Linked DNA regions of Homo sapiens: region 2 is linked to region 1. Evidence: chromatin loops called from intact Hi-C (ENCODE). Cell type or tissue: PC-3. All regions are shown on one strand. Links, peaks and the distances in the headings refer to the core of each region. The heading gives the core; the rest is flanking DNA. Region 1 overlaps ATPSCKMT (ATP synthase c subunit lysine N-methyltransferase). Region 2 has its middle 110 kb from the start of ATPSCKMT.

What was found. Hi-C counts contacts between places; a loop is a spot of excess contacts. Peaks named below come from ENCODE experiments on the same cell type or tissue, not always from the same donor. Only the 100,000 strongest peaks of a DNase experiment are listed, where the experiment ranks them.
Region 2: it touches region 1 in a loop (19-fold over the local background); 6 of 110 quality-filtered maps call a loop at or near these places.

Annotation. Positions count from the first base shown.
Region 1 is chr5:10,227,212-10,238,304 of GRCh38, forward strand. ATPSCKMT (ATP synthase c subunit lysine N-methyltransferase) reads right to left here. Exons shown (of 5, transcript NM_199133.4): 3 at 9,267-9,404; 4 at 8,000-8,050; 5 at 1-436. The coding sequence ends at 230. Among named protein-coding and RNA genes, the nearest start is that of ATPSCKMT, 17 kb to the right of the region's middle. In PC-3, for the core only: CTCF peaks have their summits at 2,637, 2,837 and 6,475 (motif pointing left); DNase peaks (open chromatin) are centred at 2,410 and 6,440; H3K27ac peaks cover 1,965 bases.
Region 2 is chr5:10,134,711-10,145,803 of GRCh38, forward strand. No RefSeq gene overlaps it. Among named protein-coding and RNA genes, the nearest start is that of ATPSCKMT, 110 kb to the right of the region's middle. RefSeq lists an enhancer at 5,280-5,913. In PC-3, for the core only: CTCF peaks have their summits at 5,913 (motif pointing right) and 6,119; a DNase peak (open chromatin) is centred at 5,931.

The DNA of each region.
Region 1 (11,093 bases), core at 2,057-10,056:
CCAGGTGCATGGAAAGGCAGTAAGTACAATTTTTAAGAAAATAGCATCAAAAGCAGATTTTAAATCTACCTGTTTTTCTTCGTTTGTTTTCTCCAACAGTTAAGGAAAGTAATAGTAATTTCTCATTCCAAACCAAAGACAATTATGCTCCTTTGCTAAGGACACAGCTGTAAGTCTCTACAAGATCAGGGAAGACTACAATATTTCAGAAAAACACTCCCAGTCAAGTTTATGCTTGAATGGGCAGCTGGAAATGCATCGATGTACAGGGCCTCTTTTCACGGCCTCTAAAAGTGCTTGCATCATATGCCCACACTGTGTCTATCCCCTCCCCCGTGACGTGGTCTGGAGTCCAATGTGGGAAAGGGAACCGGCAAGCAATAACTCGTGCATCATCCTCAAGTTCACGTTCAAGTTTCTTCTCCAACTGCAGCATCTGTGGAGAGTAACAGCTATTATTTTAGTGAGCAGTGAGTCAGAGGAAATGATCCCAAAATTTCCTGTTTTTAAGAGTCCCTGAAAATACCTGAGCAAAAATTACTACTTGTTAAAAAGAGCACTCTGGGACACAAACACATAAACAAACAATCCATTGAAATACAGAAGATACACTGACAGCAGTTGTAAGAACACCTTCTAGTATTAATTATAAAATATGCCATTTTTAGCAGATGTCTATCATAGATTTATAGTTTTCTAAATAAAATCAGGATGTGGCAGTAATTTTAATAAGAAGCAGTTTTAAATAACGCACTTCAACACTTCAATATACCTAGTCTCATATATTTAAGACATTATTTTTCCACCATTTTTTAAGAGAGAGGGGTCTTGTTATGTTGCCCAGGCTGGTCTCAAACTCCTGGGCTCAAGCAATCTGCCCACCTCGGCCTCCCAAAGTGCTGGGATGACAGGCGTGAGCCACTGCGCCCAGCCACATTTTTGCACATTTTTAACATCTCTGAAATCAGGACACATCACACAACACTAATTGTCTTAGAATTATAATTAGCAATTTTTTTGTTTCTCAATAGCAATGGTGCATCCTAAAATCAAGATCTACAGTCAATGAAATGTGGTATAGTTAGACTATGAAAAAATATGCACAATTCTACCAACTGGAAATATCATGAAATATTTCATAATTTTTAAAAATGTATCCATAATATACTGATAATGAATTTCTTGATAGCCTAACTTATACCACCGTTGTACCATTTTATTATCAATCTACCAATAAAGAGTTTTTATTATTTGCTAGAAGTATTGATATTTTAATTACATCAGCAAATTAACAACTACTTAAAAACTTATCTGCAGATCCTAAAAATATATTACCACCTTCACCACCTTCACATCCTAAAAATAATTTTTTTCTACTTTCTTCTTTTAACTTGCTATTTTGGGATAATTTCAAACTTCCAGAAAAGTTGCAATAACAGAACAAAGAACTCCTGTATACCTATACCCAGGTTCAAATAATTTTTTTTTTTTTGAGACAAGATTTATCGCCCAGGCTGGACTGCATTGGTGTGATCTTGGCTCAATGCAACCTCCGCCTCCTAGACTCAAATCATCCTCCCACCTCAACCTCCTAATTTTGTAGAGATGGGGTTTTACCATGTTGCCCGGGCTGGTCCTGAACTCATGAGCTCAAGCCATCTGCCCACCTCAGCCTCTCAAAGTGTTGGGACTACAGGCGTGAGCCACTGCAGCTGGCCTACAGGTTTACCGATTTTCAACATTTTGTCACATTTGTTCTCTTCCTCTCTTTGAACATTTTTTTCCTAAACCATTGCAGAAAAGGTTGCATACAATATGCTCCTTTACTTCCTTAATACTTCAGTGTGTATTTTCTAAGAAAAATATTTTCATACATAATCCCAGCACAGTTATATTCAGGAAATTTAACATTGTATTCCAATATAATAATTCCAAATAACACTGCGATTCTGTCATTGCCCCAATAATGTTCTGTATAACATTTCCCAAGGGTATGATCCAGTCCAGGACCATTTTTGCATTTAGCCATAACATTCCTTTGGTCTCCTTAGACGGAAAACAGTTGCTCAGTCTTTCTTTGGTTTTCGTGACAATAACATTCTTCAGTTATCGGACCGAGTGGCCCTGGCGGTGGGTCCTCTGATGTGTGCTCATGAGCAGTGCGGTGTGTGGTCTTTGGCAACACCCCACCTGTGAAGCTGTGAACTTACCAGGGCTCCACAGACACCCAGGAGGCCCTTCTGCTCTTGATGATGGCAGTAACCACACAGTGAAGGTGGGATCCGGTGTCTCCATTGTGCAGTTGCTATTTTTGCTTTTATAATGAGTAGTTTGTGGGGAGATGCTTTGGGATGATGTAAATCCTGTTACTCATCAGAGAGTCCCTACACTTGAAATAGCACTCACGGATGATTCTGGCCTGAATCAATCTGCTAATTCTGTCCTTTCTTCTAGATGTACAGTTGGCACTCTACCGTAAGGAACAGCTTTCCCCTCACCTGCTCTGCCTCTCTCTGTCTCCTTATCTACCGATCTGCTATAAGGACAAACACCTATATTCTTATTTCATTTGATGGGTTATAATCCATTACTGTCCTTGTGTATTCGAATGCTCGAATTCTCCTAATTTGGCCACTGGGAGGCTCTTGCCGCTGGCTTCTCTGTCCTTTGGACATGCTGTTATCAAATACTGTGAGCACTCCTTACATTCAGGCTTAACAAAATGTTCCTGGCTTTTGTATCTTCCCTTCCACAGTCCTGATTCAGCCTTTTTCTCAAAGATTCCTGGTTCCTCTTAGTGAGAAGTGATATTTAGAAAACAAGATCTAAGCAAAAATTATTCCTCTAAAAAGTAACCAAGATGAAATTGATAGGGCTTCTATGATGGTTTTATTCCTGGCCTATATCTTATAACCAAGTGCTCAGAAAAACTTCTACATGACCTACAGCTGGAATGAACTAAATTCTAATTCTTCATTAGAATCAATGCGAAGATAACACAGAATAAATTCTATTAAGGATGGAGGAATTTCTATTCTTTTAACAGCCAGTATAGATTAAAAAAAAAAAGTTTTGTTCCTTGAGGGAAAAATTAAATAAGCAAAGAATGAAACAATATGTGTTTTTCCAAAATATCAGAGATTTCTTATGGTAATTTTGTTCATAAAAAGGATAATTATAAACTTATTCATGATGCTATTATTCTTTTCTCTTTTATAGTTTCTTTTATTTCCAAATGATTGTCATATGCTAAGTCAAGATAAACCTAAAAATGAAAGGAGCTATTTCCATCATAAGAAATTAACTGACTAAATTACACATAAATATGCAATGAATCTGGTGCTTGATATCATACGCAAAGAGAAGCCGTGATGTGTCATGTCTGCGTAAAGGAATTCAAAATTATTCATACAATTATAGGTTTCAAAGTGGCATGAACTCATCCTATTCTAATTACATCTACAAAACTTTAAACATAGTTCTGAAAGGTATAAGATAACCCAGCCCTGCCACACACACACATCCCGCCCCCCAGGAACCCCGGTTTCACTGGGCCGCCAGTGTAACTCACTCCTGGCACTTCCTCCTCCCCAGGCTCCCCTCTCAAGTCCTACTGGTTGCCCCTAATTTCCTAGACCTCTAATGCCAGGGTCCAGAGCTCATGCCTTCAACAGCTCATCCTCGTGCTCCCCATGGAGTCTCAGCTACTCCCAGGCTCCATCTGTGCGGATGCCCAACAAACCTACATCTCCAGCCCACCCTCTGGCCCGAACCCCAGACTCCTTCTCACCCACCACTGCCAGCCTGATGTCATGTACACCCAAACTTCACATGCCCATGCTGACTTTCCCAGCCAGCTCCGCCTGCACCTTCCCCAGCATAGTTCAAAGCAACTCCAAGCGTGTGGCAGGATGGCCCGGTGGTCTAAGGTGCTAGACACAAGCTTCCACTTCCCAAGGCAACTCCAAACTTCCAGTAACTTGGGCCAACACGCTGGGGCTGCCTGTGACCCCACCTTTGTCTCTCTCCCCAACGTTAGATCTGCCAGCTAGTCCTGTGGATTTTATCTTCACAATGCACACAGAATTTGATGCTTCTCACCAGCTACTCCGTGGCCTGGACACCTGCAAGAGCTTATAACCTGTCTCCCAGCTTGTACCCACCCCTGCCTCCACATGGCAGCCTGTGACCCTTCTCAAGCCCAGCCAGCCCTGCATTCCTCTCTGCTCACCCAAGGCTCCTGCCCTTCCAAGGGCTGGTGTCCTTCCCATCCTGCTTCCTCTCTGACCTCCCCACGCACACTCATGCCACACCTGCCTGCTTGCTGCACTGCCCCCCACCCTGCCCGAGGCGCTCTTCCCTGCACGCCCCCTCCCTAACCTCAGAGGTCACCTTTGCAGGGATCCTGTCCCTGCCCCACCCCGCCCTTGCTTTGCTTTGCTCCACAGCACTTTTGCTTCTGCTGTATGATGCATCTTCTACAGGCATCTCATGTAATATCTGCTCTCCCCACTAGCATATGAGCACCTGGGGCAGGTGTGTTTTCTCTTGTACTCACTGAAGTATTCCAAGCGATTAGAACAGGGCTTGCTATAGTGGCCACACTTGTCAAATGAATGAAGGAAAGAAGGAAGAAAAAGTGATTCAGCTACGAGTTATTTTTCTTCACTAGAACATAATGATAATATTTTTGTTCATCAGTTCATAAAAGCCAAGCATGGTGGCTCACACCTGTAATCCCAACACTTTGGGAGTCTGCAGCCGGAGGACTGCTTGAGCCCAGGAGTTTGAGACCAGCCTGGGCAACATAGTGAGACTCTGTCCCTGCGAAAACTAAAACCATCAGCCGGACATGGTGGCACACGCCTGTATTCCCAGCGACTTGGCAGGCTGAGACAGGTGATCGCTTGAACCCAGGAGGCTGGGGCTGCAGTGAGCCAAGATCACGCTCTACTGCACTGCAGTCTGGGCAACAGAGTGAGACTCTGTCTCAAAAAAAAGAAAAAAAAAATTCATAACAGAATTTGTAACTAAAATTGGTCATTCTTTGAAGTTATGAAAGTAGATAGCTTTCTGGGAAAAGTATAAATAATGGGTATATTTAGACCACATTCATTCATTCAACAACCGTTTACTGAGTGATGCCTGTGCCAGTGCTGCGGTGCTGGAGGCCTGGGCCAGCTAGAAGAAGAAAGGCCTGGTCCCTGCCCCTGAGCTGATGGTGCAGTGCACACAGCTAGCAGTGTCGAAGCCTTCAGACAAAGAAATGCACAATAACCCATCTAAGGACAGGGCAACAAGGTACTATATGAGAGTAAAGCGGGCCGCTGGAGCTCGCCTCATTGTCATCAAGGACTGCCTTGCAGAGGAAAAGACAGCTGGCCCATGAGTGGTCAGTGCTGTTCGACGAAGTCCAGAGCCAGGGAGACCACAGTCAGAAGGAAGGAAACACCCCAGGCTCTGGGAAGAGCAGCAATGGCGAGGTCCAGGGGGCCGAGAGAAGGACGGAGGGCTGGTGCAGAGAGCTGAGGGCAGCATGGCCCAGGGGAGGCTGGAGGGGAGCAGGGGCCCCTGCGCACCAGCCTCAGGGCCACAGTGAGTATTTGGGCCTTATCCCTAAAAACGGCAAGAAGTCACAGAAGGGTTTTACACAAGAGCAAGGCTGATCTGCTCTGCACTTTGAAAAGATGCTCTCAGTGCGTAAGCTCATGTTAAACATGGATGTTCACAACCCCACAACTGGCTTGACCAGATCCAGATGGGATTCCTGCTCCTTTTTAGATAGATACATACTTGTGTGGAAATGCTAGGGCACCTCTGATTTTGAGCTACAACCGCACAGAGCTGTTAGGGATCATCAGTCTGGTATCAGAAGCAGGGGTGAGGGTTTACAGCCCCAGAGATTCCTGGCTCTGGGCCTCCCCAAGGCTCCCCTGGCTCTCTGAGTATCTACCTGGGCATCAGCAGGGAACGTCACATGGCATGCTGGCTTTGTGGAGTCACCCAGCCACGGCTGGGATGGTCGACTGGCACAGCACACGCCCCCTCCCCTCATGGCCTCCACTGAGACACAGCTTGATGAAGGCTGAAAGTAGGGGCCTCCACACACAAAACTTAGCCTTCCAAACCAACAGAAGCCATCCCAGCCTCCGCACCCCTGACCGACCCACCAGCATGAAGACAGCAAGCTGGCCAAATCTCTATTACAGGGAACGTGGACACTTTGTATCCTTCAGCTGCTCCCCTTTCTCCTTGGGAATAGTGAAATGGTACATGTTCCTTATTTCAGATTTCTCTACATACAGAAGAATGGACAGTAATCACAAAAGTATTCATAAATAATAAGACTCTTATTTCCCCTGATTGAACAGCTCCATAAAGTGAGTCAGTCTACTTCAAACATGGTAAGAAGCACCCGGAGTCGGCTCCACAGGTCCTGGAGTGACGATGACTACCAAAGGCCACTGCTGCCCCCCGCTGGGACAAGTAATCCTGATTTCATCATCCTGCCTCTCCACAACGCATGGAATTTCCAGTAAATGCTAACATTCTATTTTTATAAAGCACAGATTCAAATTAAAGTTACTTGTCTCCAAAAAGCTAACAATTCCATTTTAGAACGAAAGCCCAAACATCACAGGTAATAAATCACCATCAAAATTGCGTATCAATCTATGATCCCAATCAGTTTTTTAAAAATGACCAGGGAGTGTGCCCTTCTACCTCATTTCACTTCTATAAGAAAAGGCTGAATACCAAAGTTTGGTCTTAATTTTAGGCCTAATGAGAATTATAAATGTACAGGATACTGTCACTTTCAAGAACATTTTACAAGACTGGGCACAGTGGCTCACACCTGTAATCCTAGCACTTTGGGAGGCCGAAGCAGGCAAATCACTGGAGGTCAGGAATTCAAGACCAGCCTGGCCAACATGGCAAAACCCCACCTCTACTAAAAATATAAAAATTAGCTGGGCGTGGTGGCAGGTGCCTGTAGTCCCAGCTACTCAGGAGGCTGATGCAGGAGAATTGCTTGAACCAGGGAGGTAGAAGTTGCAGTGAGCCGAGATCATGCCACTGCACTCCAGCCTGGGCAACAGAACAAGACCCTGGCTCAAAAAAAAAAGAATATTTTACAAAAGCATTTCTAAATTATATTTTAAAAGTAAAGAATATGGCATTATACTGAAGGTCTTAGTAGTAGAAATACATTTCTCAAGCACTGAAATGTCTTATACAAAAATTTGGGTATTAATTAAAAAACAAAATAAAAAAAGGTAAATTGTCTTTTTAAAAAATTAAAACCCTATCAGCTATATCACAGCATTTTAGCAAACATTCAATTCTGCCAATTTTATTATGGCTACAATGATAGACTTTGAAACGTGAAAAGGGATTTCTTTCCATGGTCTGTGCACCAGCAATACAGCAAAAGCTTCCCACCATGACCATCCTTCCAAAGGCTAAGGAGGGCCATTTTCAGTACAATACTGTGGCATTTTCACTTTTGAAAGTACATAATCAAAGTTCAATATGCCATCCTCTAGCAAATCAGTAAACTGAGGTAAACTGAAACTACTCAATGCTCATCCACCCAGAAAATTATCTTCCTTCCAAATGGGAGGAATGATCAATTCAGAGGGAACATCTCATTAACTTTCCGGAGCGATTTCAGCGAAGTGGAAGTGAGCGGCTGTGAAAACTGCAAACTACATTAGACACGGGACCTCAGAAAGCAGTTTCCAAACTGGAATGTTTAAGGCTTAGGGAAATCATTGAGAATTTAATCTGAAGCCAAAGTTTAAAAGTATGACTGAATCTTTTATGATTAAACTTCTAAGACTCTGAAGTATTTTATTAAATCAATGAACTGAAATCCAGTGTTCCCTAAAATCTCTGGGAGGCCATCACCCTCACACGGGTGAGTGGTGGTGTTGTGGCTGGAAGGGCCTTCAACATCATCTAACCCCAAACAGAGAGCAGGAAAGTGCATACTCACCATCTGAGGCACACCGAAAATAACAACGTTCGAGTACTGCGAAAAAGTAACCTGAACAAGGTGGGAAAATAATCAGTAGATTAAGTGCAAAAAGCCAAACGTGAAGCTTAACTTGTTTTACAGAAATGGGTAGCAGTTTTCCATTTTACCAAACGGTGGGTTTTGATGAACTCCTAAGAACAGCGGCCCTCCTTAAGATTTCACAAGGAAAAGAATAACATGTTCATGCTCTCATTCATTTTAATTCAATCCACTGCAGTTTTCCAAACGCTTCCCTGTAAGTCATCCCATCTCATCCTCAGGGTGACTCCATCCAGGGCACGCCCCAGTGGTCATGCGTCAGACAGCTAGTGACCACACTGTGACCCCACTGTGACCAGCTGGTGGCACCGGGGCCACGTGTTCCCGCACCAGTCCACTCTATACCACCAGCTTCACCAGAACACAGGAGACTTCAGAACCATCTGTTTTTTGTTGTTGTTGAACCATCCTTAAAATTTGAGTCCCCCTCCTCTTCTCTAAAATACTATGTAAAAAAGTGCAATAAAATGGTCTTTAGTTGAAAAACTGGGGGGAAATGTGCTTTGCCAGTTAAAATTCTTATTGCCCAATAAGTCTTATTTACTCTATAGAGAGATCGTTTATGCACATATGGCATAAAAAAACAATGCAAGCAAAACTCAAGTGAATTTTTGTAAGCTACTGATGACAATATTACAATGGAAAATTCTTATTTAAGAAAAAGCATTTTATGGAACATTCCTAAAGCAAAATTACAGGGCATTTTTAGAGTTTTTAGAGTACAAATAAATTTGGAAGTATCTTATACTTTATGAGGATAAGAAATAACCGTGATAGCACGATTCTCCAGCAACCATCTCTGTGTCTCTCTAAATATACGAATATGCATACACACACTCACACAGGCACACAAATGGAAAAGTCTAATATTTATCAATAATAATTTATAGGATTTCCAAATGAGATGAAAAATCTCATTATTTTGTAAGAAACAGAAATGACAACATTTTAATTTAGTAAATAAATTCTTGGAATTCACAAGACCTATCATATAAAAACTTTAAGCTTCTCTCTAAAGGAGACTATTTGTAAAACGTATCAATTTTACATATTTCATTATGCCAGAATATTCACTTGGATTTTAATTATTTTTCTTTTAATACATTTTTCAGTTCTCAGTCATACTAATTTTGAATAATAAAATTTTCCCTTGGATTTCTCTAGGGCCATTCTCTGCCTTACATACCTTCCACAAATCTGAAATATAAAATTTGGCAGATCCATGCACACCTTCTCGCCAAGCGCGGTATCTGGAATACCAAACTAGCCATGGGTTTAATTCATAACCAACTGCTGTGAACCCTTTCTTCGCAGCCGCTATGACCTGTGGAGAGAGGCAGGATTTATTCAAAATAAGAAGAAAAAATGAACATACATGGTCAAACAATATGAATATTTCCTATCAATGGTTTAAACATCCAATCAAAAAGCACCTCCCGTGACTAAGACATCATTTTAAAATGTGTCTCTAAAGCGATATAGCTTTGTGGACAACGTAATAGTCAACCCATGCAACTTAGTTTCCTTGATTGGTTAAAGACTTCACCTCAAGTATCAGAATAGACATTCAGGTTCACTTGGAACACCTCCATAATTGATTCTAGGTCAGCCAACCCCCGGGGAGGTCGAACAAAACATTGCTGAAAATCCACTGCATCTCTCCATCAGTGGGCTAGCACAGCAGCAGTGAAATGAAAGTGTCTGGGAGGATGGTTTTGTGAACAAGTAATAATATGCAATAAAAATAACCTGTCAATGAAAAATCTGCAATTAGTTACATATTTCCTTTGTAGTTAATGACTGTTTACTCAAAACTGAAAACAGGTAAAAGTAAAATGAAATGAATCCCAATAACGTCAACTGTGGAATCCCACTGGCCTCCGGAGAGTGGGAGGGATGTGGGGCAGTCCTGGGTTCTCTCTGCCTGTTCTGTCCTGCCCCATTCTTTAAGGGAGCATCCCTTGACTCAGCTGTCCCACCTAAGATAGTTCCCAAGTACTACAGTGCTGCAAGAAAACATTTTCTCAGAAACCACAGATACTCTTCAAATACGTAAAGCATTCAAATATGAATTTCAAAACTTTCTCCTTGATTTATTGATATGGTTTGGCTCTGTGTCCCCACCCATATCTCATCTTGAATTCCCATGTGTTGTGGGAGGGACCTGGCGGGAGGTAACTGAATAATGGGGGCAGGTCTTTCCCATGCTATTCTCATGACAGTGAGTAAGTCTCACAAGATCTGATGGTTTTATAAGGGGGAGTTTCCCTGCGCAAGCTCTCTCCTTGCCTGCCACCATCAATGTAAGACATGACTTGCTCCTCCTTGTCTTTCACCTTCCACCATGATTGTGAGGCCTCCCCAGCTGTGTAAAACCGTAAGTCTAATCACCTCTTTCTTTTGTAAACTGCCCAGTCTCAGGTATGTCTTTATCAGCAGCATGAAAACAGACTAATATATTTCTTTTTTTTTTGAGATGGAGTCTCGCTCTGTCACCCAGGCTGGAGTGCAGTGGCGTGATCTTGGCTCACTTCAGCCTCCGCCTCCCAGGTTCAAGCGATTCTCCTGCCTCAGCCTCCTGAGTAGCTGGGATTACACGCGTGCACCATCATGCCTGGCTAATTTTTGTATTTTTAGTAGAGAAAGGGTTTCACCATGTTGGTTAGGCTGGTCTTGAACTCCTGACCTCGTGATCTGCCCACCTCAGCCTCCCAAAGTGCTGGGATTACAGGCATGAGCCACCACACCTGGCCACTAATAAATTTCTTAGAAACAAATAGTGGCTCCCAGAGGGTGAGGGGAGGAGAGGAGTAGAAAGTTATTATTTAATCGGGGCAGAGTTTCAGTTTTGCAAGATGAAAAGAGTTCTGGAGATGGGTGGTGGTGATGGTGGCACGGCAACGTGAATATGCTTCACACCCCGAACCGTACACCTGCACATGGTTAAGATGGTAAACACTACGGTATGTGTATCTTAACACAATTTTATAAGTAAAAAAAAAAAATTAAATTA
Region 2 (11,093 bases), core at 952-8,951, 94 kb before region 1:
TAAAAATACAAAAAAAAAAAATTAGCCGGGCGTGGTGGCAGGCGCCTGTAGTCCCAGCTACTCAGGAAGCTGAGGCAGGAGAACGGCGTGAACCCAGGAGGCAGAGCTTGCAGTGAGCCGAGATCACGCCACTGCACTCCAGCCTGGGCGACAGAGCAAGATTCCATCTCAAAAAAAAAAAAAAAAAAAAAAAAGTTAAAAAAAAAAGAGGATGGCTAGGCCTTTGGCATGGTTGCCAAAGGTGTAGTCTCCAATACCCAAAAGATTTTGTTAGTATTATGTATTGTGTTAGTATTATGTATTGTTAGTATTATGCATTTGTTAGTATTAATAGGATCATTTTTCCTATTGAAATTTCTAATTGGTTTTTGCTGAAGGAAGAAAAGTTGCCAATCTTTATATGTCCAACTCACATTCAGCACTCCCGCTAAACTAATTAATTGGTTTTAATCATTTGTCAGGTTATTCTTCGGATTTTCCAAACTGAGCAATTATGGCCTCGGAAAATAACAAGAGTTTTGTTTCTTCCTTTCCAATTTGTATTTCTTTTCTTGAATTTGGGCTAAGCTGTGATATGGGAGATGTGATTTGACTTTAATTTTGTGGCACCGCTAGGCATGGTGGTTCCTACAGTTTCCTGGTTTACATCCTTTAATAGTTCAGGGAGTTCTCCTTTATTCAGTTTTCTAGGTGTTTGTGTCATGAATGAATGTTTATGGGAGCTGGACAAATGGCAGGATCTACTGTGAAAATTATGGGGATTTTTTTCCCCACTAATTTAGTAAAGCATTGACAAATTGACAATTTGTCCATTTTTTGTTGTTGTTGAACCAACCCTAGTGGCTCGAGTTATATTATATTATTAATAAATTATAGGATTCAATTTACTAATATTTTCTTTGTGGTTTTTACATGTACAAGTATAATGATCCTTTGTGTGTGTTTTTTTTTCTTATGCTTTCCTTATCTTATTTTGATAATAGTGTTTTTACTAACTTCACAAAAGGAGTTGGTCAGCTTTCCATCTTTTTCTAAACTCTAGAATAGTTTCAGGGGATTTAGGTTATTTGTTCCTTAAATACTTTATAAAAATCATCTTTTAAACTCTACGGATTTGTTGCCTCTTTGGTTATTGATCTTTGTCTATCATTTCCATTTATCTAATGATTGTGTCTCTATCCAGGTTTTCTACTTGCTCTTGGATCAATTTGTTTATATATATTATCTTAGAAAGTTTTCAACATCAGTCATTCTTAGTGTATTGGTATAAAAATATTCAATTCTTTTATAATTTTTGAAGGTTGATAGTATCCGTAGTTATAAATCCTTTTTTGTTTACTCATGATATTTATGTCTTCTCTCCTTTTTATTGATTATACCTGTCAAAAATTTGTCTATTGTGTTAATTGTGTCAAAGAACTTGCTTTTGGTTATGTTGATGACTGGAATTTCTGGCCTTCTGTTTCATTAATTCCTGCTTGTATATTAGTTTTCTTCTTCATTCTACTTTCTTTAGATTTTTGTTATTCTTTTTTATAGTTTCTTAAGTTGAAAGCTTAGCTCATTTATTTTTAATCTTTCTTGTTTTCTAATAAATGCACTTCTGGATCTAAATTCCCCTCTGAGTACCACTGTGGCTTTATCCCATAACTTTTTATGTGCAGAACTTTTACAGTCATTCGGTTTTAAGTACTGTACTCCATTATGATTTCCTCTTTAAAACGTGAATTATTTAGAAGGTTTTTTTTTAACCTCCAGATGTTATGCGGGGATATCCTGTCTATCTTTATGTTGTCGGTTACTATTTTTACTCCCCGGTCCCCATTGGAAAAAGGACTTGATGACTTCAGCCTTTGAAAATTGTGGATTTTTCTTTGTTGCTTAGTACATAGTTAATTTTTTATAAATTTCCCCATGTACTTAAAACTAATGAGTATACTCACTTGGATGTAGAGTTAATTAAATTCTTCAAATCCTTTATTTTCTTATTAATTATTATTCTACTTGCTATGGTAGCTTTTGAGAACTCATTTCTTGTGGCCGCGGTAACAAATTATCACAGACTCGGTGGTTTAAAACAGCAGAAATTTGTTCTGTCCAAGTTCTGGAGGCCAGAAATCCAAAATCAAGGTGTCATCAGGGTGGTGGTCCTTCTAGGGGCTCTAAGGGAGTCTGTCCCTGGCCACCTTAGCTTCTGGTGGCTGCCCACCTTCCTGGACACTCCGTGACTTGTGCCAACTTATTACAATGTCTACCTTCCCCTTCCCATGGCCTCCCCCTCTGTGTCAATTCTCTGCCTCTCTCTTAAAAAGATACTTGCAATGACATTTAGGAACCACCTGGATAATCTAGGATGATCTCATCTCAGTGTTCTTAAATTAATTACATCTGCAAAGACCCTTTTTACAAATAAGGTAATATTTACAGATTCCAAGGATTAGGATGGGGACATGTCTTTGGAGCCACCATTCAGCCCGCTACAGGAAAGATGTGTCAAAATCTCTCCAGGATTGTCAATTTCTCCTTGTAATTCAAAGGAATGGCTGTATTTCAAAGGTATTGTATTAGGTGCATACAACGTCAAAACTATTATATCTCCTTCGTGCATTTTCACTTGTATTAATATGAAATGGCTGTCTCTGTCCTTAATACTTTTCATCTTGAGATCTAATTTATCTGTTGGAATATTGCTACGTTCTTCTCTTTTATTAATTTTAAAACTTTCTGAGTCATTATGTTTCATCCTGATTTTTATTTCATTGTTTACGTTGTCACAACTGATAAGTTTGGGCTTATTTAGCCATTATAACATATTTTCTCTCTTCCCCCTGATTTCTCTAGGTTTCCTTTCCTCATATCTTCCCTAAATCTGACCAGCGGAAGCCACGGCCTGGGGTGTTTTCTGGTTCAGTCACAATTTCCAGGGTAGGACTGTATTGTAAGAAGAATGCGGTCACTCTCCCCAAGCGCACATTATCACACTTCTTTTAAGCAGGAGATCTTAGGACTGTGTGAGTGGCCAGTCACATTTCCATTTTGCCAGAACTACCATTATTCCCACAGCCTCTGGAACAAAACCTCTTGCTCGAGAAGGTGCTTCAGATGAACTCACTATTTGAAAATGCATCTTGTTACGCTGTTTTTTTGTTTTTTGTTTTGTTATAAATAATTAAGTTTTGAGGGATTCTGCAGATGCGCCAAAAAACACGTGTCCGGGGTAAAAGCTGTGGAAGGTGCTCGGTTCTAAGGAGAGGGAAGGAAAGCCAAGTGGACCCTGTCATCTGAAATTGTTTTGTCATCCACTGACTTTTACAAATAAAACAGCCGGGCGCAGTGGCTCACGCCTGTAATCTCAGCACTTTGGGAGGCCAAGGCGGGCGGATCACGAGGTCAGGAGATCGAGACCATCCTGGCTAACACGGTGAAACCCCATCTCTACTTAAAAAAATACAAAAAATTAGCCGGGCGTGGTGGCGGGCGCCTGTAGTACCAGCTACTCGGGAGGCTGAGGCAGGAGAATGGCGTGAACCTGGGAGGCGCAGCTTGCAGTGAACCGAGATTGCGCCACTGCACTCCAGCCTGGGCGACAGAGCGAGACTCCATCTCAAAAAAATAAATAAATAAAAATAAAAAAATAAAACAAGCTGTGGCAGAGTAGGTTCTGAAAGGGTCAGAGGGGACAGTGTGCTCTGAGAAAGTGGGCCCACGAAGGTAAACAGCGCTGCCAGCCTGCGGTGTTGCTTTGCCACCCAGGGCAAGCATTCTTGGCACATTTCAGCTGCAGCTGCTGAGCTAGTAAAATCTGAGAAAAGAAGGAACACAGTGAATAAAGAAGACAGAAGTGAAAGAAGAGAGCGCAGCCAAGAGAGGCTCCAGATAAGGCCGCGATGCTAGGGAGAAAAGGAATTTATAACACAGAGAATACACGGCGCTGGGGCTTTCTCGCATTTCTGCTATCGCCGTTAAAATTATCCGGGTTCAAATAGAGAAATGCTCTGTCCTAGTCATTATTCATGTTTCTTTCCAAGGCACAAATTCCAGCATAGGCAATTTTGGCAGGAACTGAACTATTTATTTACTGGATTCTTGCTTACGACCAGGCAAGCAGAAAGCCCTCCAGCACGCACAGAACTGGGGCTGGCTTCCTCTCTCCGATGGCTCCTAGGAGGATCTGCCTGACCCAAATGAGTGCCAGCTATAAAATCTCAGCAAGGCCAAGGGCAGAGGCAGCGCCACTCAGCGAGGGAAGCCATAAACTAGACAGAAAGACCTCCTTGCTCCACACTCTCCTGGATCACATCCTCAGGTGGAGTTTAAATCACTGTGTCCCAGTTTCCACGTCTGTGGGCAGGTGATCCGGCACCCGCAAATTCAGAGCTGCTGGCATGAAAACCCTATAAGGTGATTAGACACACTGGCTTCAGGAGTGTTTGATACAGACACCACGTTCGCCGCCCACGAATCGCCCAACCTCATATTCTGTTTTGCTCTGAATGTGCCACAGCGATCCATCTTCCAGGTCCGATGGGACCTCTCTCCAGCCCCCCGCCCCTGACCTGAACCCTCCTCCTGGTTTTACTTGAAATCACAAACTCAAGACTGCCCCCACTCCCCCCAGGTCCTAGGCTGTGCCCTTTATGATTCAGCCCGAGTCCCTGGGCTGCTAGTGAGGAGGGCACCTTGCTTCCCGGCCCTCAGAGACGCCTCTCTCCCAGGCTTCAGGCTTCATGGCACCTGGTTATGACCTTTTCTCAAAAGGACCTGCAGATCTTGGCCTAAAACGGGGAGGAGCCCCTTGGGGAGATGTAGAGGGAACTTGGGTGGAGAGCAGAGGGAGGAAGGAAGGGTCCCTGGGGAACCAGATCAGCTGATTCTGTGCGGGAAATCCGCAGGGAGCGAGCAGTCACTCAGCTGTCCTAAAAGCCAGCACAGCTCATCTTCCCTCTAGAATTTATAACTCTTCAAAATTCTAGCCTTGGGCCAGAAGTGGTGGGCTCCCACCTGTAATCCCAACACTTTGGGAGGCCAAGGTGGGAGGATGGCTTAAGGTCAGGAGTTGGAGACTAGCCTGGGCAACATAGTGAGACCCCCATCTCTACAATAAATAGATAGATGATAGATAGATAGATAGATAGATAGATAGATAGATAGATAGATAGATAGACAGATACAGTCTAGCCTTGTTTAGGCCCTTCTCTCTCAGAACATTTGCTTTGTTGAAGTGTGAGCATTCCCCAGTAAATTATGAAAGTTGGTTGGCTAAGCTGGTTCCTCTAGACAGCTGCTATGGATGGAATGCTTGTGTCCCCTCAAAACTCACGTGTTGAACTCCTTGCCCCCAAGGTGATGGTATTTGGGGGTAGGCTGTGGGGAGGTGATTAGGTCATGCAGGTGGACTCCTCATGATTGAGATTAGTGCCCTTATAGAAGGGATCCCGGAAAGCTCTCTCAGTCTCCTTCCACCATGTGAGGACACAGTCAGAAGGCAGCGATCTGCAGCCAGGAAGAGGGCCCCAGCCCTGCTGGCACCCTGATCTCGAACTTCCAGCCTGCAGAGCTGTGAGATAGGTGTTTATTGTTTAGGCCACTCAGTCAGAGACAGAAGCTCAAGCAGACAAAGGCAGTGACCATGCCACACAGCCTCCCCTGACCCCTGGCCCTACGGGAAGGTCACTCTATGCATGCCTGCACTCTCTGTCCAGTGAGCCCTGAGTCCCTGTCTTCTCTCTGAGGGGCACTTCCAGCCCCAAGCCCATGCAGGACAAAGATGATGGGTATGTGGTGCCCCCAGGGCCTGGCAGCCTCCCCTGTGCACAGCAGCAGGTCTGCCCTGTGTGCCCTGGCCCTGGGGCCCAGTGTTCAGGGCATCTCAGAGGTCCTGCCTTCCGCAGGACTCCTTGCCCTACACACCACCAGAGGGCACATGACCTGAAAGGAAAAGATCCATGTGTCCAGTTGTTCCTCAGTAAACATGTATTGAGCACCTGCTGTGAGCCAGGCACAGGCCCAGCCCCCAGGATGATCAGGCATGCAGTGTCCCTGAGCTGGGGAGCCACTGTCTGTGAAGGAGACTAGAACAAACAGCTGAAGCACAGGGCAGCACGGATTCCACAGAGCCTCCCACAGCCTCCTCCCATGTGTGCAGGGAAGGCCTGGAAGGGGGCCAACAGCAGCCAGGCAAGGAGACCCAAGCCTCCCAAATACACCACCAGGCCCCACCCTTCAGGTTCAAGGAGCCCTGGGCTGGTCAACAGCCAAACATCTGCCCTGCTTTGCATGGTGGATTCAGGTCAACAACACACCCCGTTGGTGTGCACGACCAGCCTCAGCCAGGCTTCTTGTACAGCGCCTCGATGTCCAGTCCAAACCAGGCCACCTCAAGCCCCCAGGCCAGAAGCATTGCAGAGAACATCCTTCTCACCTCCTGGGCTGTCCAAGGGGCTGGGTCCTGCCAGGCTCCCTGGTTTTTCATGGCTCCCTGTGGGTAAGCAACACCTTCTTGCAAGGACAGAGAGGGTCCTGTACACGCCAAAGCTTCTCAAACTCCCTGTGGGCAAAGACCAGGTTTTGCTTTCTAATCTACCACAGACTGTCACTTGTATAAAATTTAAAATAATTTTTAGAATAGTGAAAGGCAAAAAGACATACAAAACATACGCCTCAACAGAGTAAAGAGACAACTTATTGAATGGGAGAAAATATTTGCAAACTATTTATCCAACAAGAGGCTGATTTCCAGAATACACAAGCAATTCAAACAATTCAATGGCAAAACAAAACCCAATAATCCCATTAACAGGTGGGCAAAGGATCTGAATAAATGTTTCTCAGAAGAAAGATAAAAACGGCAACCGGTATATGAAAAGATGCCAAATATCGCTAATCATCAGGAAAATACAAATCAAAACCACAATGAGATATCATCTTACCCCAGTTAGAATGGCTGTTATCAAAAAGACAAAATATTTAAAATGCTGATAAAGATGCAGAGAAAAGGGACTCTGAAACACGGTTGGTGGGAGTGTAAATTAGTACCATCGTGGAAAACAGTGTGGAGGTTTCTCAAGAAACTAAAATATCCAATGACGGACGCAGTGAAGCTCCCTGACCTGCCACAGTGCAATATATTAATGTAGCAAAACTGCACTTGTACCCCATGAAAATATACACTTTTTAAAACGAAAATATTTTTAAGAACTGAAAATAGAACTACTATACCATTCAGTAATTCCACTACTGGGGATTTATCCAAAGGAAAGGCAATCAGTATATCTAAAGGATAGGATACCTGACCCCAATGTTTATTGCAGCACTATTCACAATAGTCAAGATGTGCAATCAACCTGCATGTCCACCAGCAAATGAATGGATAAAGAAAATGTGATGTATACACAATGAAATACTATTCAGCCATTAAAAAGAATAAAATCCTGTCATTTGTAGCAACATGGATGGAACTGGGGATCATTATGTTAAGTGAAATAAGTCAGGCACAGAAAGACAAATATCACATGTTCTCATTTATATGTGTGATGTGGTTTAGCTGTGTGTCCCCAACCAAATATCATCTTGAATTGCAATACCCCAGGTGTTAAGGGAGGAACCTGATGGGAAGTGATTGAATTAGGGGACAGTTTTCCCCATGCCATTCTTGTGATACTGAGTGAATTCTCATGAGCTCTGATGGTTTTACAAATGGTAGTTTCTCCTGCACTCTCACACACGTTTCTCTCTCCTGCCACCATGTGAAGAAGGTCCTTGCTTCCCCTTCACCTTCCACCATGATTGTAAGTTTCCTGAGGCCCCCCAAGCCATGTGGAACTGTGAGTCAATGAAACCTCTTTCTTTTATAAATTACCCAGTCTCAGGAAGTTCTTCATAGTAGTGTGCGAATGGACTAATACAATGTGGAAGCTAAAAAAAGTGGATCTTAGGGAGGCAGAGAGTAGAATGATATTTACCAGAGGGTGGGGAAACACGGGGAGGAAGATAGGTTGGTTAATGGATACAAACATACTGTGATGGTTAATACTGAGTGTCAACTTGATTGGATTGAAGGATACAAAGTATTGATCCTGGGTGTGTCTCTGAGGGTGTTGCCAAAAGAGATTAACATTTGAGTCAGTGGTCTGAGGAAGGGAGATCCACCCTTAGTCTGCTGGGCACCATCTAATCGCAGCCATCGAATATAAAGCAGGCAGAAAAACGGGAAAAGGAGAGACTAGCTTAGCCTCCCAGCCTACATTTTTCTCCTGTGCTGGATGCTTCCTGTCCTCAAACATCGAACTCCAAGTTCTTCAGTTTTGAGACTCGGACTGGCTCTCCTATCTCCTTAAGCTTGCAGACAGCCTATTGTGGGAACTTGTGATGGTGTAAGTTAATACTTAATAAACTCATATATATATATATATCATATATATGATATATATATGAGTTTATACATATATCATATATATGATATATATATGAGTTTATATATATATCATATATATGATATATATGAGTTTATATATATATCATATATATGATATATATATGAGTCTATATATATATATATCCTGTTAGATCTGTCGCTCTAGAGAACCGTAATACATATACAGTTCTCGTGTTCAATAGCACAGTTGATTGACTACAGTTAACAATAATCTATTGTATATTTCAAAATAGCTAGAAGATTTGAAATGTTCCCAACACAAAGAAATGATACATGTTCAAGGTGATGAATATCCTAAATACCCCAATTTGATCATTACACATTGTGTGCATATATCAAAATATCACATGTACACCATAATTATGTACAAATATCATAAAATGTACATATGCAGGTAAATATTTTGCCCTTAGCTTCAACGGATATAAAATTACTCTATCAAGTTGCTACAAAAGTTTCTAAACACTCTCCATTTCAGCACTTATCTCACCACAGAAAGTAACAAAGAGTTCTTGGACTGGCATAGCCCGTGAACTACCTGGAATTGTGCTGCCCCGGACTGAGGGTCAGCAAACTCCTGCCCAAGGGCAGGCCAAATCCATCATCTTGTCATTTAAGTATTGTCTGAGGCTGCCTTTGGGCTTTCGTGCTACAAAAGCAGACTTGAAACAACCACTTACTAAATGGCCTTTTATTGAAAAATGTTTGCCAACTCCTGCCCTAGTCTACTTCAAAAACACTGCCCACCCATCTCAGTACCTCCAGTCTTCCCAAAGCCACAGCTGCTTACCTCCTCCAGTAACCATGAGAGAATTTCTTCAATAACGACAAGAAGATAGTATTTACCAAGTAGATCAGCTTCCTAGGGCTGCTGTAACAAATTACAGCAAAGGGTGGCTTAAAAACAGAAATTTCGTTTCCCACAGTTCTCAAGGCCAGAAGTCCAAAATCAAGGTGTAGAGATGGCTGTACTTCCTCCAAAAGCTCTAAGGGAAACACCTTCCTTCCCTCTTCCAGTTTCTGGTAGCTCCTGGTATTTCTTGGCTTCTCCCTGCATCACCCCAATCTCTGCCTCCATCTCCACATGGCCCTCTTGTCTATGTCTGTGTCTTCTCTTCTAAGTCCGCCTGCCATTGGACTTAGGGCCTATCTGGATAATCCAGGATGATCTCATCTCAAGATCTTTAAATTGATTACATCTATGAAGACCCTTTCTCCAAATTAGGTCACATTCGCAGGTTCCAAAAGTTGCAACATTGATACTATGGTTTGAATGTTTGCCCCCTCCAAAACTCGTGTTGAAACTTAATCCCCAATGTAATATTGTTAAAATGAGAGGCCTTTAAGAAGTAACACCAACATGGTACATGTACACATATGTAACAAACCTGCACGTTGTGCACATGTACCTTAAAACTTAAAGTATAATAATAATAAAATTTAAAAAAAAGAAGTAATTGGATCATGAGGGCTCTGCTCCAAGTCATTAACGGGTTAATGAATTAATGGGTTATCACTGGAGTGAACCTGTTAAAAAGCCAGTTTGGCTCTCAGTGAGCCTCTCTTGCCCTGTGATGCCTTCACCATGTTATGACACAGCCCAAGGCCCTCTCCAGAAGCCAACCAGATGCAGCCACCTGATTTGGACTTCCCAGCCTCCGTAACTATAAGAAATAAATTTATTTTCTTTATAAACTACCCAGTCTCCATTATTCAGTTACAGCAACAGAAAATGGACTAAGACGGTGGACATATCTTCTGGGTGGGGGCACGGTTCAAGCCACGACACTGAGTGTTTACTCTGTACCAGACGGTGTTCTCATTCTCTAATCTCAACCTCACAGCACCTTTATGTGGAAAACACTGTCCTCATTTTACAAATGAGTAAATCAAGTCCCCAAGAAGAATCCACATATAATTTTCCAAGGATTACACAATGAGACAGAGGTAGGATTCAGGCCCATACCCATAACCACTGCAACCTGCAGCCCTGAGGGTCTTGGGAGCATTCACTGGGTGCTCTGCGTGTGTCAAGCAGCAGTCTCAGCACTCTGCACATATCATGGCCCCTTAATTCTCATAATAAATATGGGAGATTGCCGTTATTATTATTATTATTACTTTATAGAGGAGAAAATAGAGATTTAGTCTTAAAGACTAAGATCACCCAGCTAATCAGTGGCAACATTAGGGCTTGAACCTAGGTCTATTGGAAAACAAAGCCAGACTCATTTCTACGACACTAAGCAAAACTTTGTATAACAGCAGGGCAATTCCCAAACTCAAACTCCATCAGCCTCAGAGAGTAAGCCCATGAAGTTATCATGAGCCACTGAGATTGTCACCTCCTATCCTTGCTGAGTGAGTCCTGACGGGCCTCAGGGCCCCAGGCTCCCTTGGTCCTGTGGCTCAGACTTCACCAGGCCTTCAGGTCTTGCGAATCCAGCCAGAAGATGGGGAAGAGGGGAGGAGAGTGACACACTCACTTCTTAACTTGCCTTGGAGGTGACAATGCACTCTTTTTCACATTCCATTGGCCAGAACTAGACACATGCAAGGGAGGCTGGGGCACTCTACATCATGGAAGGAGGCCCCCAAATTTTAAGCAGACAACTAGTCACCTCCCTATATTAAAAAGCTATTTTATAAAACCTTCGAA